Linked DNA regions of Mus musculus: region 1 is linked to region 2. The links are chromatin loops, found by intact Hi-C in ENCODE. Cell type or tissue: left cerebral cortex. All regions are shown on one strand.

Evidence for each region. A loop is a pair of places that touch in the nucleus more often than their neighbours do. Peaks named below come from ENCODE experiments on the same cell type or tissue, not always from the same donor. Only the 100,000 strongest peaks of a DNase experiment are listed, where the experiment ranks them.
Region 1: a loop joins it to region 2, with 4 times the contacts of the local background. A loop is called at or near these places in 3 of 42 quality-filtered maps.

Annotation. Positions count from the first base shown.
Region 1 is chr14:106,480,114-106,488,113 of GRCm38, reverse strand. 1700128A07Rik (RIKEN cDNA 1700128A07 gene) reads left to right here and starts at 1,594. Exons shown (of 4, transcript NR_045938.2): 1 at 1,594-1,711. It overlaps Gm29871 (a long non-coding RNA gene), which reads right to left and starts at 1,028. Exons shown (of 5, transcript XR_874942.1): 1 at 863-1,028. It also overlaps the pseudogene Frg2f3. In left cerebral cortex, no CTCF peak of the experiment used is centred here; no DNase peak of the experiment used is centred here.
Region 2 is chr14:106,435,001-106,443,000 of GRCm38, reverse strand. The region is part of intron 2 of 1700128A07Rik (RIKEN cDNA 1700128A07 gene); the gene reads left to right. Among named protein-coding and RNA genes, the nearest start is that of 1700128A07Rik, 48 kb to the left of the region's middle. In left cerebral cortex, a CTCF peak has its summit at 3,502 (motif pointing left); a DNase peak (open chromatin) is centred at 3,499.

The DNA of each region.
Region 1 (8,000 bases), 45 kb before region 2:
ATGTCTTCCCTTTGGACAGGAACATTTCTGGGTTAAAAACTTTGAGGTGGGTGGGTGACCCCATCCCTGGACTGGGGGGCCATGCCTATCCAATGGAGGTGGTTTCTACAGGTTCTATCTCCACTTTGTTGTGCATTTCGGCTAAATTCATCCCTGTTGGGTCATGGGAGCCTATCGCTTCCCTCCCTTCTGGGGCCTTCCAGTGGCTATCCCCAGTTCCTCAACCCCACTGCTACATATTTTGTTCCATTTCCTGACCCTCTTATTAGGGGCAATATTTAGCTGGGGCTGCCTTACAGGCTCAGTCCATTGTCATCAAGGCAGGAAGCATGGCAGCATCTAAAACGACACACGGCTGGAGAAGGAGCCAAAAAGTTCTACATCTTAATCTGAAGGCAGTCATCAGAAGACTCTTCCAGGCAGCTAGAAGGAGGGTCTCAAAGCCCATGCCCACAGTGACGCACTTCCTCCAACAAAGCCACACCTCCCATAATGCCACTCTCTGTGGCAAGCATATTGAAACCATTACAGATGTCATAAGAAGACTGCTATGAAATGAGTTGATTAATCAATAAACTTCTCTCCCTTCAGGTCACAGCTCTGGATTCTACAGATAGCCACGCTGGTGGATTTGATGTCTTCTGGTTCTTGGTTTACAGTCTAAAGGGGGAAAGAAGTCTCTGAGGTCTATTTTATAAGGACACTTGCCTATTTGAGAGGATCTCAACTTTACTGATAATCTCCCATGTCCGTCCCCACCCCCATCTTCTAATACCATAATACTGGTGCCTAATATTTCAATCTATGAATCTGAAGAGAATAGGAACTAACAGTCTATAATAACATCATATTTGTGACAAACCTGTCTTGATCAGGAGACACTGTCATGTAATGGTTGTCTGAGTGTGCTTCCCACTATTCTCTCTGATGTAATATGTTACTTCCATCAGTGAAATGGCCTTTGGATTCTATTGCTATTGCTATGATCAAGTTTTAACATACTCTTTGTGAAATATATTACTGGTTGGGATTTTTTTTTCAATACAAGGTAAGACAGGTACAGTTATCCACATAATTTCCAAACATTTTACATCCTTATACTGTGGTAAAGCATTCCTGCTTTTTTACTTGCTTGTTGAAGCATATAAATACAGTTAATTTTCAAAACTATATAGTACTTTGTACTTTTTATTGGAAAATTTTAAATTCCAATTTTATTTATTTTATATCACACAACTGCAGTTTCCCCTTCCTGCTTTCCTCTCAGTCCTTCCCCCATCTCTTCCTCCCACCATCCACTTCTCCCCCAACCCACTCGTTCCCCATCCCCTCCTCCCCTAATCTCCTCCTCTCCTATCTCCTCCACAATTTCTTTTCAGTAAAGGGACTGCCTCAGTGGATATCAACCAAGGATGGCATATCAAGTTGTAGTAAGACTAGGCACCTCCTCCTCTAAGGCTAGAAAAGACACTCCACGGGGGAATCAGTCCCATAGGCAGGCAACAGTCACGCATGTCACAGACAGAGCATGTCACAGACAGAGCATGTCACAGACAGAGCATGTCACAGACAGACAGAGCATGCTCCCACTGTTCAGGGTCCCACAGAAGATCAAACTACACTTCTCTGTTATATGTGTGGGAGGCCGAGTTCAATTCCATGAAGGGTCCCTGGTTGGCAGTTCAGTCTCTAGAATTTCCTTTAATTTTTGGTAAGTGGTGAGTAAAATATGTTCTACCTTTATCAGTGCTATAAGCCTCTGCTTAGTGTTCAAATTTTGCTTCATTTTGCATTACGAAATATTTTAAAGAAAGACAGCTGTTTTCACACCATCCAGGTCAATTTCATGATAGCCTTTTCCCTTTTCTTTCTCAATTAGCTCTACATTATGAAACCCCACCCCTGGCTTCTCCTCTTCCAGCCCACTCTTCTGTCCATGCTGGTGTCCTCATCGCAGGTCCTGTATGATGTGTCAAGATGTTTCCTCTGTCTAAATATATGAATACAATCTCCTCTGTTTCCTTGATCTTCTCTTGTTCCCTTCTATGAGCAACAGATCACACACACACACACACACACACACACACACACACACACATACACACACACACACCTGAACACATGTGCAAGGGTGAATTGGATGTAAGCATCCCTTGAATCAGTATCATCACAGCCTGAATCTGCTCTATATTTTATTCATTCACAGCACATGGGAGGCACAAATAAATACCTCAGTATTGGGTCCTGACTTCTAGTAAGAGAACTTTGTTTTGTTTTGTCTTTTTATTGGAACTGATGAATATATTGCACATGTATACACGTATAATTGAGAGTAGGGATGTCGTTGTTCTTTTCCTATCAGTGAGTACTGAAACACTGTAGTACCAATGAAAATTAACAGTTTTGCATGAGACTTCTATTGTCTAGATAACAGAATGAAAGCTGAGTACTATATGCTCAAAATTCTCGAATTTGTATAAAGCCATGTCTGAAAAAAACTACATCAAAAGTACCCTTCGCTACATTTTTGGGTATTATATATATGATTTAGTTTAAACTGAGGTATATAAGTGAAATTAATTTTAGAAATATATCATATTATCACTTTTTATACCTTAAGAGGCAAGATATACAAGGAATGAATACATTTGTCAAATACAGCAAATGGATAAACTGCACACAATAGCACACATCTCTATGTCGAACACTCTGGAACCTGACAGGAGTATTCCAAGTTTGATAACATAGTGAAACTGTCTTTAAATTAATCAGACACTATCAACAGGACAAAGAATAATTCACCATGTCCAGTTCAAATATAAAACAGGGAAATAAAACTCGCAGAAACTAGTCTAAAACCAACCTCAGGCAGACACTATGCTGGAGTTAAAACAGAGAAGCAGACAAAAATTATAATAAACAAACTCAAATAAGTAGTAAATATATCATGTCACAACTACCAGCTGTGATTTAATCTATCCCAACTGAGAAGTAGACAATTTTTGTTTGTGTGTATGTTTCTACAATCCTGAAAGAAAATAGAAGCATGAAAATACTGTCCTCGTCGTGTTCTTTCAATGGACCAAAACCCATCTAGATACTCAAGGAGGGAGCTGACACTTAACTTCCATGCCATAATGAATGTCAGTTACCAATCAAAGAATACTAAACAAGATGGATATAAGTCATGGGGCAGACAAGCTGCCTTTCTGTTGCAGGCTTTTGTTGTCCCCGAGGACACTGGTTGTGGTGATGGGCTCAGTAATACAATATAAGAGGTTTATCATTTTGATTTTAAGCAAGGAAAGTAAAGTTGGGACAAGAAGCATATAACCAAGACTCTCAGGATGACCTAGTATCAGAAAAGCTACCAGAAATGCTGCCTAAGACTGTCTGACTAGGTGTTTCAGTTTTCAAATTCCACAGTCTCAAGAAACAGAGTTCCTGTGCACAAAATACAGTATTTTTAAAGCTACAAAGGCTTTAAATTATCTCTTTTGAGGAATCACCGGGATGAGGACTATTTGACAAATAGAGTTTGCCATGCTTTGGTGATTTTAGAACAAAGACAATGTTTTCTTTGTAATGGCCCTCTCAGATGAGTGATGCCTTGTCCTGGCTGACACCTGTGTAACAGCTAAATGGCAGTGTTTCCTGGTTCTCTTTCTCCTGTGTTTGGCGGGATAATGGATACACTGTTCTGAGGCACTGACAGAACACACAGTCAACTTCAACATCATCATCAAAGATGGAGTGCCATTGTGCAAAACTATCAGGAAATAATGCCACCATTATTGGCTCATCTCAACTGGATGAGAGTATGTGCGGCATATTCAAATATTATGAAAAAAAACTGAATCCTTTGGGATTCAATTTGGTAATAATGTAAATTATAAACAATAAGACAAATTAATAAATATTTCAAAGAGAATGTAATTATTTTATTTCTCTGAAACTTTCTGTGCTATTTCCTTTTGGGTTTTAGGTTTTTTAAATTTGTTTATGTCCATTTTTCCCTCCTGTCTGGATAGCTTTTTCTTCCAATATTCAAAAACAAAATTCCAATTAGAAGCAAATACTCATTTTATTTTTCCACTTACTCTGCAGCAATCTTACATAGTTGGCTTTCTAATAAAGCTCCTCGCTAGTTATTCAACTACTCTCCCACACAGCTAGCTATTGACAATCAGGACAAATCCCTCAATTCAATTTTATTCAATGCAACTCAATTCAAAACAGACCATTCCAACGCAGCTCAACACATTCAACTACATGCTGATGCCAATTCTAATCCTGTCCTGATTTTCCTTTCTTCCCTTTAATTTCATGTTTCAGATGATCTGGGAATTTGCTCAATCATTGAGCTTTCATTGCTTTGGAAAGAGGATATTTACAGTTGGATGCCACTCTGAACTGTTTACAAATTTTCCCATACATCTTATTTATTACATTTTTTATATTTCTTCCAGATTTTAACATTTATTCACTATTTCCAGAACTCACTTTTTCGTTGATCTATTCAGTAAACTTTCCAAGTTGATTTTTTGTTAGTTTTGTTTTTCAAGATAGGGCTTCTCTGTTCAGCCCTGGCTGTCCTGGAACTCACTGTGTAGACCAGGATGGCCTCGAACTCAGAAATCAGCCTGCCTATGGCTCCCAAGTGCTGGAATTAAAAGCATGTGCAACCAAGCTCGGCCCAGATTAATTTTTTTCTATACATATTCAATAAGATATTAAGAATTTTTATTTACTTTATACATTTTAATATTTTTATTAGATATATTAATTATTTAAATTTCAAATGCTATCCTAAAAGTTCACTTTACCAACCCCCCTACTCCCCACAAACTCCCATTTCTTGGCCTTGGCATTCCCCGGTACTGGGGCATATAAAGTTTGCAAGACCAATTGGCCTCTCTTCCCAATGATGGCCAACTAGGCCATCTTCTGCTACATATGCAGCTAGAGCCTTGAGCTCTGGGGGGGTAATGATTAGTTCATATTGTTGTTCCTCTTATAGGGTTGCAGACCCCTTTAGCACCTTGGGTACTTTCTCTAGCTTGTTCATTCCTTTCCCTGTGCTCAGTCCTATGGATGACTGTGAGCATTCACTTCTATATTTGTCAGGCACTGGAAGAGCCTCTCAGGAGACAGCTATATCAGGCTCCTGTCAGCCAGCTCTTGTTGCCTTCCACAATCCTGTCTGAGTGTGGTGGTTGTTTATGGGGTTGGACCACCAGGTGGGGCAGTCCCTGGATGGTCATTCCTTCAGTCTCTACTCCACACTTTGTCTCTGTAACTCCTTCCATGGGTGTTTTGTTTCCCCTACTAAGAAAGATCAGACTATCCATACTTTGGTCATCCCTCTTCTTGAGTTTCCTGTGGTTTGTGATTTGTATCTTGGGATTTCACAGCTTCTGGGCTGATATCCACTTATCAGTGAGTGCATATCCTGTGTGTTCTTTTGTGATTGGCACCACCCTTTTCCTGACTAGTACACGCCTAGGCTGATTCTTATCTTGGCTGTTGTTAACGTTGCTTCAGTAAACATAGATGTGCAGCTCGGCTGATTTAGCCCTTGAATCCTAGATCCCAGCGAAACACAGTTCATACTCCAGAATAAGCACTTAGAACTCTTCTTCTCATCGACGCTCCGGTTACATGCTCACACAGAGAGGGTGAATGCCACAGGTGAAGGCCTGTGTAGACAGGGAGATGGAGTGGTCCTTTGTGGTCTCAGAGTGTGAGTGTGTTTAGGAGGGTCCTCAGGGCCTTGGCTCAGGACTTGTGTGCTGGGCTGGCAGGACCTTTGATCTTCTCTCCTCCCTCCACCAAAGGACTCTGAGATTTCTTGCCAGACAGCTCCTGATGGGCAGGCATGGGGGCTGGGACAAGCCAGCCCTCAGCAGGGAAGGCGAAGCCTGCCTGGTTGGCCATGGTGTAGAAGGTGTGCACCATGGCAGTCAGAGACTCTGAGAGCTGTGTGAGCTGAGAGAGCTGCTCAGGGCTGAGCCGGGAGCCATGTTGCTGCTCCTGCATCTGGACTGTGTCTCTATAAATCTCCTCAGTCTTGCCCCGCACAAAGTTCACCAGGCTCTTCCGAATCGGTGGTGGGCCTGTGTCCCGAGGTTCTGGGCAATGGGCTAATCCATCTTGGTGACCGTGAGCTTTTGGCTCAGCCTTCTTCACGGAAGTTTTGTGTCTCCTTTTCCCATGGGAGCTGCCCTCACTTCCTGTTCTGGCCCGACTGGAGTCCCTGGAAGTGCGTCTTCTTTTGCTGGGTGCTTCCACCATCTGAGCTGATTCTTCGGTCTGCTTTCTGGAATTGCAGTGTGATCGGCTGGACTCCTGCTCCCTTTTCCTTGGTTTGGATCGTGATGTCCTGTCAGAGTTGCTCTGTGGCTTGGTAGGGAGGTCCAGCTGTTGAGCGCAAGGGCCTGGATGGGGGGTTTCTGCATCCATCCTCAGGCTGAACTGAAAGGCTTTCTCTCTTCCAGGCTGGGGTTCTGGCTCAGTCAGCAGTGGTTGCTTGTGAACAGAACGTCAAAGAGTCCTATAACCGTTCACTTCACAGGGCTGGTTGTCTAAGGCGATCTATAGTATATGCTGGAATCACAATCAAGTCTGACGTGAGGCCAGCGGAGGAAGATACTTGCTAGCAAGCCAGCAAAGACTGAGGCTTCCCTTTTTGCTGTTCCTTATATAGGCCTCTAGCTGAAGGTGTGGCCTGGATTATGGGTGGGGCTTCCCTAATTAAATTCAATCTGGATTAAACCTGTGTGCTCCCGTCTCAGAGATCCACACTAGAAGTGGGCCTTCCCACTTCAAACGATTTAATTAAGTGAAAATCACTCACAGGTGTGCCCAGATGCATTTGGGTTTTAGTGACTTCCTGATATAGTTAGTCACCTTGATGCCAGCCTGCTGGAGATGCCTTTGTTGCTGTTTTGGCTTTTACTGTTTGTTTCTCTGTTTGTTTGTTTGTTTTTTAACTGGATATTTTCTTTATTAACATTGTGGGCTTTCTGTGGGTTTTGTGGCTATTGAAGACCAGCCTTCATCCATAGTGATCTGATAGGGTGTCTGGGATTATTTCAATCTTCTTGTATCTGTTGAGGTCACTTTTGTGAACAATGATCTGGTCAGTTTTGGAGAAGGTACCATGAGGTGATGAGAAAAAGGTATATTCTTTTGATTTAGGATAAAATGTTTTGTAGATATCTGTTAAATCCACTTGGTCCATAACGTGTGTTATTTTCACTGTGTCTCTCTTTAGTTTTTGTTTCCATGATCTGTCCATTGATGAGAGTGGGGTGTTGAAGTCTAACACAATTATTGTGTGAGGTGCAATGTGTGCTTTCGGCTTCAGTATAGTTTCTTTAATGAATGTGGATGCCCTTGCATTTGGAGCATAGATATTCAGAATTGAGAGTTCATCTTGGAAGATTGTACCTTTGATGTGTGTGAAGTGCCCCTCTACCCCCACCCCCACCCCTGTGCCCATCTTTTTTGATAACTTTGGGATGGAATTCAATTTTATTTGATATTAGTATGGCCAGTCCATCTTGTTTCTTGGGACCACGTGTTTTGAAAATTGTTTTCCAGCCCTTTACTCAGAAGTAGTGTTTGTCTTTGACACTGAGGTATGTTTCCTGGACACAGGAAAATGTTGTGTCCTGTCTGTGTATCCAGTCTGCTATCTGTGTCTTTTTATTGGGGAATCGAGTCCACTAATGTTAAGAGATATTAAGGATTAAGGAATAGGGATTGTTGTATCCTGATATTTTTGATGTCAGTTTTAAAGTTTGTGTGGCTATCTTCTTTTGGATTTGTAGAATGAAGATTACTTTCTGGCTCTTCTTAGAGTGTAGTTTCGCTCCTTGTGTTGGTGTTTTCCATCTATTAACCTTTGTAGGGCTGGTTTTGTGGAAAAGTTTTGTGTACATTAGGTTTTGTCATGGAACATCTTGGTTTCCTCATCTATGCTAATTGAGAGTTTT
Region 2 (8,000 bases):
TTAAAAATTTTAAAACTTTATAAGCAAATTTTAAGAAATTACCAAGCACTATGGAATGGAAGATGGTGGTATTCCTGTGTACTAGGCATTGCTTTACATGATGCCTTCCCCTCTCACTTCTCCTGTTAAATAAACGGTATCACAGAAAACTATTGATTTCAACAATTATCTTTGATTTCCCTTAACATCTCAGGTACAGTCTTCATTGGAAAATACACAGAATCCAGTAGCCTCTCACATGGACTTTCCTCCATACAGTCTTTTGCTGGCCTGTATTCAGGAGGCTCGGCAAAGTCTATCAGCTGCCAGAATGAGGGCTTGAAACAAAAATGGAGTCATGCCATTTCTATTCAATACTGTCATACCTATTGAGTTAAACACAGTTTCTCACAATGACTTGTGATATTCTATAGAATCTAGACGTATCTGCTTCTCCATCCCTAGTTCCTTTGGTCCTTCCTCTTCTTTGCTTTTCTCTGCCTGTAGACTCTTTCCAATCCTGAAGTACCCCTTGCTCACTCCACTTTTAGAGCCTTCCACTGACATCACCTGTCCATGGTTTTTTACTTTCCACTTATTCAAAGACTTCTCAGCCACAGAGACAGGGCAGAATGGCCTTCTTAAGTTTCCTTGGACAATACAATACAATAACAAAGACCATGTTAGTCAAATGCTCTCATGAGTCAACATTTCTAATTAATGATATGACTTGGAAATGTAAATATTTCCCACTTTCTCCAGTTTTAGTAGTATAGAACATTCAGGTTCCTTGTTTGGTTTTTGTTTCAGTGGGGCCTTTACTTTCATTTTTCAATCATATTAACTCTACAAGCTAATGTGTGTAACATTTCCATAGATGATACAGGCATCATGCTTTGAATACAACCACCTTCTCCACTATTCTTTCTCTATTCAATCCCTTCTTTCTTACCCATTCCTGTAAAGTCCATCTTCTATCTTTATGTCAACTGTGGTGTGATGTGTGTGTGTATTTGTGAGCTTCTACACATAAAAGAAAACATATGACACTATTTTTCTGTGTCTGGTGTATTTTATTGTACAAGATAAACTCCAATTCAATCCCTTTTCTTGACCGTCAAATGATTTCAGTCTTCCTATACCTCCACTGTGAGTATACTTTAACTCTTGAACTATTGAACCTTGGTGGTAGAGAAAAAGCTGATATAAGCATGGGTATATAAGTATCCGTGTAGTACACTTTTTATATGATAGTTCTTTATTCTTTAAACTACATACTTACTTTCACTGCGGCTGGACACATTTATAATTCCAGCAACAGAACACAGGATTCCTTTCTGTACATCCTCAGGAGCATTTGCTATGTTTTTTTTTTTTTTTTAATTTCTTTTCCTATTTTTAGAGTGGATATTCAGGCCAGGATGAGATGAAATCTCAGTGAAACTTAATGTGCATTTCACCGATGGCTAAAGACATTGACCATTATTATTTGTTTGATTTTAGTTTTTTGTTTGTTTTCTTGATAAATCAAGTAAAAAACCAAATCTTCGACCTGCTACAGGCAGGGTCCATGACCTGCCAATGAGCTACAAGTGTTTTCTATTTCGAGGAATGTCTATTTAAAGTATTTCCTCATTGGTTGATTGAATTTCTCAGACCTTTAATGTTAAGTTTTTACATTGCTATGTGTTTTAGGTAGACTCTGTCTGTCTCAGGAACAGCTGAGCTGGCAATGCTTCTCCTTCTGTAGGTAGCTTCATTTCCTTACTAGGTTCCTTTGTCTTGCAGGGTTTTCATGTGATATAATCCCATTTGTTAATCTTCACTTTTCCCCCTGAGCCTTTTAATAGCTATTTAGGAAGTCGTTGCTAGTGACAATATTTTGAAGACTCTTCTCTGTGCTTGTAATTAGAAGTTTCTAGCTTCCTATGAATGTCTGTGATAGACTTATGTTGAATTGCCTATAGGCTGAGAGACAGAGATCTGCTTTCAGTGGTGCTCACCCAGTTCCTGGTTGATGGAGAAAGGCTGTTATACATAGAACACATGTTTTTGGCAGCTGTGTCAAAAATCAAATAGCTGTCTGCATGTGGTGTTATTTCTGGGTCCTGTCTTCTAATCCACTGGTCTAGCTTTCCTTTCTGTTTTCCTGGCAATATCGGGCTATTTTTGTTACTATCTCTCTCTGCCTAGCATGCTTTGAAGGTAGCTGTATGATGGTGCCTCCAACCTTGTTCTTTGTAACTCAGCATTGCTTCGGCCACATGCAGTCCTGTGTACACGCTCCACTTGTGAACTTTAGGCTTGTTTTCACTAGTTCTGTGAAGTCTGCTGTTGGCTTTGGGGAGGAGCCTTCCATCTTCTGATGTCTTCTTTGGTTCTTTTTCTTGATGTTCCATGATTTTTCCATGTGGGGGGGTTATTCCTTCTCCTTGGTTGTATCTGTTTCTCAGTTTTGTTTGGGAGACTGGTATTTTTAATGACTTGCTTTCTTTATCAGTGGGGTTACAGTAAGGCTACTGGTTCCGATGTGTTGTCTTGGCATCCTGCTACTTTGGTGAAGGTTTTCATCAGCGCTTAGACTCTTATGCTGGGTTCATTAGGACATTAGCCGTCTACAGTAATGGAATCTGTAAACAGGGATACTTTGACTCTGTGTTCACTATTTGCCTCATTTTCACTTCCCTTCTAATCCTATTTCAACAGCTAAGATCGCTAGTCTTATAGTGAGAGTGTTAAAAATGGACGGTTTGTCTTCTTGTTAAGTATACAAAATAGGCTTTCCATTTCCCCATTTGATATGCTGCTTTAACATTCAAAGTTTTACTGAGTAGCTGCTAATCATTTGATGAAACTCAACTGGCATATGTGACTAGTGCGCACAGATTGTTTAAAATGAAAACTACATTTCATATAGAAACAAATTGTCTATTAATTCAATTCTGCCCTCGCTCACATAAATCCACAGAGCTGCAAACTTCCCTTAAACACAAAACAACACTACATCTGACAAATGGTCACTTCAATAAGCCTTCTATCTTTTAAACCTGAACTAATCCATACAGACAGTGTAATAAGTTCAGTGGCTCACTGTAAAGTATTTTATTTCTGTAAGGTGTTTTTTCTTCTTGGTATTTGACAGACTTAAAAGAAGTAATATAAACAGTGTAAAATAGCATGTGGCATAAGTACATGCAAGTTGTTCTAATTCTAAATTCCTATCCTGTTATGTCACTATGGCTACTCCATCTAAGAAGATTTACATAGAAATTTCTATGTAAACTTTCCAGATTAAGATTTTTAAAGGAATTTACTTTTACTTGTATTTTAATACATTATTTCCCTCATATTATTTATTTCAAGTAAATTTACCTGTTATCGTAGAAAATTAAACTTCTAATAAATTTTTATTTGTGAAAAGTGTTTTCCTTTTTCTTTCTTTCTTCACCCCCTCCCTCCCCCGGTTAAAAGAAAAGCAATATGCCACAAGCTTTTGCAGTAGCACGTGCTTGGACTGCCCTCTAGTGGTCTCTTAGTCACTAACACCCGGTGAGTTGGAAGGAGGAGGTCTGGGGAAATCACCAACACACAGGCGTAGATATATGTTCAGCCAAGAAACTGACTTTCATAGCAGATAAGAAAATGGCCTCCTCATACAATTCTTGAAGGATATTAAAGATCAAAATTTCTTATAACATTATTGTTACTTTAAAAATATTTATTATTTGTGTTGTATTGTGTAGAAATCATAAAAAATGACTATTGCTTGAAACAAACAAACACTGAAGTTGATACAAAGAAATACTATCGGCAAACCTGGGCTTCTGAGAACTACCCTCACCACATTGCTGCTGCTCACAATGGCTCCCCTTCTGAGTTATTTTAACTTTTAATTAACCCTGTTACTTTCTTACACTCATAAAGAATTATCTAATGCAAGATGGCCTAGTTGGCCATCATTGGAAAGAGAGGCCCATCGGTCTTACAAACTTTATATGCCCCTTTACAGGGGAATGCCAGGGCCAAGAAGTGGGATTGTGTGGGTAGGGGAGTGAGGGGCGAGGGTATGGGGGACTTTGGGGATAGCATTGGAAATGTAAATGAAGAAAATACCTAATAAAAAAAAAGAAAGAGAGAAAAAGAAAGAATTATCTCTAGATGTGAGAGTTTAGCATTTAAACCATTTGCACTCATGGCATTTATTACAGCTTAACAATAATTCAATAAGTGAATCCTAGGTAAAAACAAAAAATTTTGGGATCATTCATAACAAATGCTAATCATAGAGCATCCTTTTGGGGCAGAATACTGATTCATTTTCATGTACTGTTTAAAAAATATTCTCCAACTTTTGTTTGCTAACTAGAAGGAATTTACAAACAATATCGCCTCATACATTTTCTGTGTGTACTTTATGGGCAATATTTACTTCTTCACGTCTCTTAGAATTACACTAATATTTTATTTCCTTTTACCTCAAACTGTTAATAAGGATATGTTTTGTATGTTCAATGTACTAGTTTAAACTGTATGAAGAAATTGAAACTATATTTCCTTTAGTTGCAGAGAATTTAATCAGAATATTAGATAAATAATGAACATTATATATAACAATAGACATATTTGAAACGTTTCATCATTGAGGTTATACTTTGCAATTAAATGTCTTTTTTTGCCTTCTTAGAAAACACTACAGAAAACCAAGAAAACAGGAAAACTTAAGGCAATAGGGGAAATTACTGTGTTTTGTAAGGAGCATATAAAATAATCCTTTCCAAAAGTGTAACTCACGTGAACATTTTCTAAATGTTCTCCTTGATAGAAATATTTCCTAAAGGGAGAACTTCAGACAGCTCTCTGGTGGATGCATTGGTAATGATGGCATAAACCGAAGATTTAGAACAGCACAAGAGTTACAAAGTATGCACTGTACATAAGCTATCCTTACTATCCTAATACACTTTAGATTCTATATGTAATGCAGCAAAAAATAGAAGCACAATATACATATGCTATGTAAAAAGATTCGTGGACATATTTCACCATCACATCATCTCCCCCCCCCCCCACACACACCTGGGTTTCAGATTTGAAACTACAAAACTATGTCCTTAAAAAAATTAATATGGCCCTTCTGGTCAGCTCCAGCACTGGGTCACCTTGGGCACCCAGGTGACACCCCCAAGGTCCCTAGAGGACTCTCCATGAGATCTTAGGACACAACTTCTGTTCCATTCCAATCGTGCAGGACCTGAGACAGCATTAGGGAAGCAGAAAACCCGGCCTGACCAAGGTCACAAGTCCCTTCCAGACTGTACCAGCACCTGGTCACCTAGGGCAAGGAGTCTGCAGACACCCCCAAGGTCCCTAGAGGACAGCTTCTGAGGCAGACCCCGTTTCTGGATCCAGACATCCTGGCACCTTCTCTGCTAGAGGAGAGGTGTCCAACCCACCTGGGAGGGCTTTGCCAGAGCACCTAGAGGAGCCATCTTGGTTCCTGGATCCCTCTGAGACGAGGCTGCACAGGTGAGAGTTTGGACTGCAGAAGCTAACAGCTTCTGGGACAGGCCAAAGATACACAGCTTCTGGGACAGGCCCTGTTTCAGGCCTTCATCTTCTGCCAGGAGGCAGGTCTGAACGCCAGATATCTGTGCACCTTCCCTGCAAGAGGGGAGCTTGCCAGCAGAGAGTGCTCTGACCACTGAAACTCAGGAGAGAGCTAGTCTCCCAGGTCTGCAGATAGAGGCTAACAGAATCACGAGAGGAACAAGCTCTAACCAGAGATAACTATAACAACTAACTCCAGAGATTACCAGATGGCGAAAGGCAAACGTAAAAATCTTACTAACAGAAACCAAGACAACTCACCATCATCAGAATGCAGCACTCCTACCTCACCCAGTCCTGGGCACCCCCAACACACCCGAAAACCTAGACCCGGTTTTAAAAGCGTATCTCATGATGATGGTAGAGGGCATCAAGGACTTTAATGACACACTTAAAGAAATACAGGAGAACACTGCTAAAGAATTACAAGTCCTTAAAGAAAAAACAGGAAAACACAACCAAACAGGTAGAAGTCCTTAAAGAAAAACAGAAAAACACATCCAAACAGGTGATGGAAATGAACAAAACCATACTAGACCTAAAAAGGGAAGGAGACACAATAAAGAAACCACAAAGTGAGGCAATGCTGAAGATAGAAACCCTAGGAAAGAAATCTGGAACCATAGAACAGCAATGGATTACAAGACATGGAAGAGAGAATCTCAGGTGCAGAAGATTCCATAGAGAACATCAGCACGACAATCAAAGAAAATGCAAAATGCAAAAAGACCCTAACTCAAAACATCCAGGAAATCCAGGACACAATGAAAAGACCAAACCTATGGATAATAGGAGTAGTGGAGAATGAAGATTTTCAACTTAAAGGGCCAGCAAACATCTTCAACAAAATTATAGAAGAAAATTTCCCAAACCTAAAGAAAAAGATGCCCATGAACATACAAGAAGCCTACAGAACTTCAAATAGACTCGACCAGAAAAGAAATTCCTCCCGACACATAATAATCAGAACAACAAATGCACTAAATAAAAATAGAATGTTAAAGCAGTAAGGGAAAAAGGTCAAGTAACATATAAAGGCAGCCTATCAGAATTACACCATACTTTCCACTAGAGACTATGAAAGCCAGAAGATACTGGACAGATGTTATACAGACACTAAGAGAACACAAATGCCAGCCCAGGCTACTATACCCAGCCAAACTTTCAATTACCATGGATGGAGAAACCAGAGTATTCCATGACAAAACCAAATTCATACATTATTTTTCCATGAATCCAGCCCTTCAAAGGATAATAACGAAAAAAAACAAACAAACAAACACGAATACAAGAACGGAAAGCACACCCTAGAAAAAGCAAGAAAGTAATCCTTCAACAAACCTAAAAAAAAATAGCCATAAGAACAGAATGCCAACACTAACAACAAAAATAATAGGAAGCAACAATTACTTTTCATTAATATCTCTTAATATCAATGGGCTCAATTCCCCAATAAAAAGACATAGACTAACAGACTGGCTACACAAACAGGACCCAACATTCTGCTGCTTACAGGAAACACATCTCAGGGAAAAAGACAGACACTGCCTCAGAATGAAAGGCTGGAAAACAGTTTTCCAAGCAAATGGTCTGAAGAAACAAGCTGGAGGAGCCATTCTAATATTGAATAAAATCGACTTCCAACCCAAAGTAATTAAAACACACAAGGAGGGAAACTTCATATTCATCAAAGGTAAAATCTTCCAAGAGGAACTCTCAATTCTGAATATCTATGCTCCAAATGCAAGGGCAGCCACATTCATTAAACTTTAGTAAAGCTCAAAGCACACATTGCACCTCACACAATAATAGTGGAAGGCTTCAACACACCACTTTCATCAATGGACAGAACATGGAAAGAGAAACTAAACAGGGATATAGTGAAACTAACAGTAGTTGTGAAACAAATGGATCTGACAGATATCTACAGAACATTTTATCCTAAAACAAAAGGATATACCTTCTTCTCAGCACCTCACGGGACCTTCTCCAAAATTGACCATATAATTGGTCACAAAACAGGCCTCAACAGATACAAAAAAATTGAAATTGTCCCATGCATCCTATCAGACCACCATGGACTAAGGCTGATCTTCAATAACAACATAAATAATAGAAAGCCAACATTCACGTGGAAACTGAACAACACTCTTCTCAATGATACCTTGGTCAAGGAAGGAATAAAGAAAGAAATTAGAGACTTTTTAGAGTTTAATGAAAATGAAGCCACAACATACCCAAACTTATGGGACACAGTGAAAGCATTTCTAAGAGGGGATCTCATAGCTCTGAGTGCCTCCAAAAATAAACTAGGGAGAGTAAACACTAGCAGCTTGACAACACACCTAAAAGCTCTAGAACAAAAGGAAGCAAATTCACCCAAAATGAGTAGATGGCAGGAAATAATCAAACTC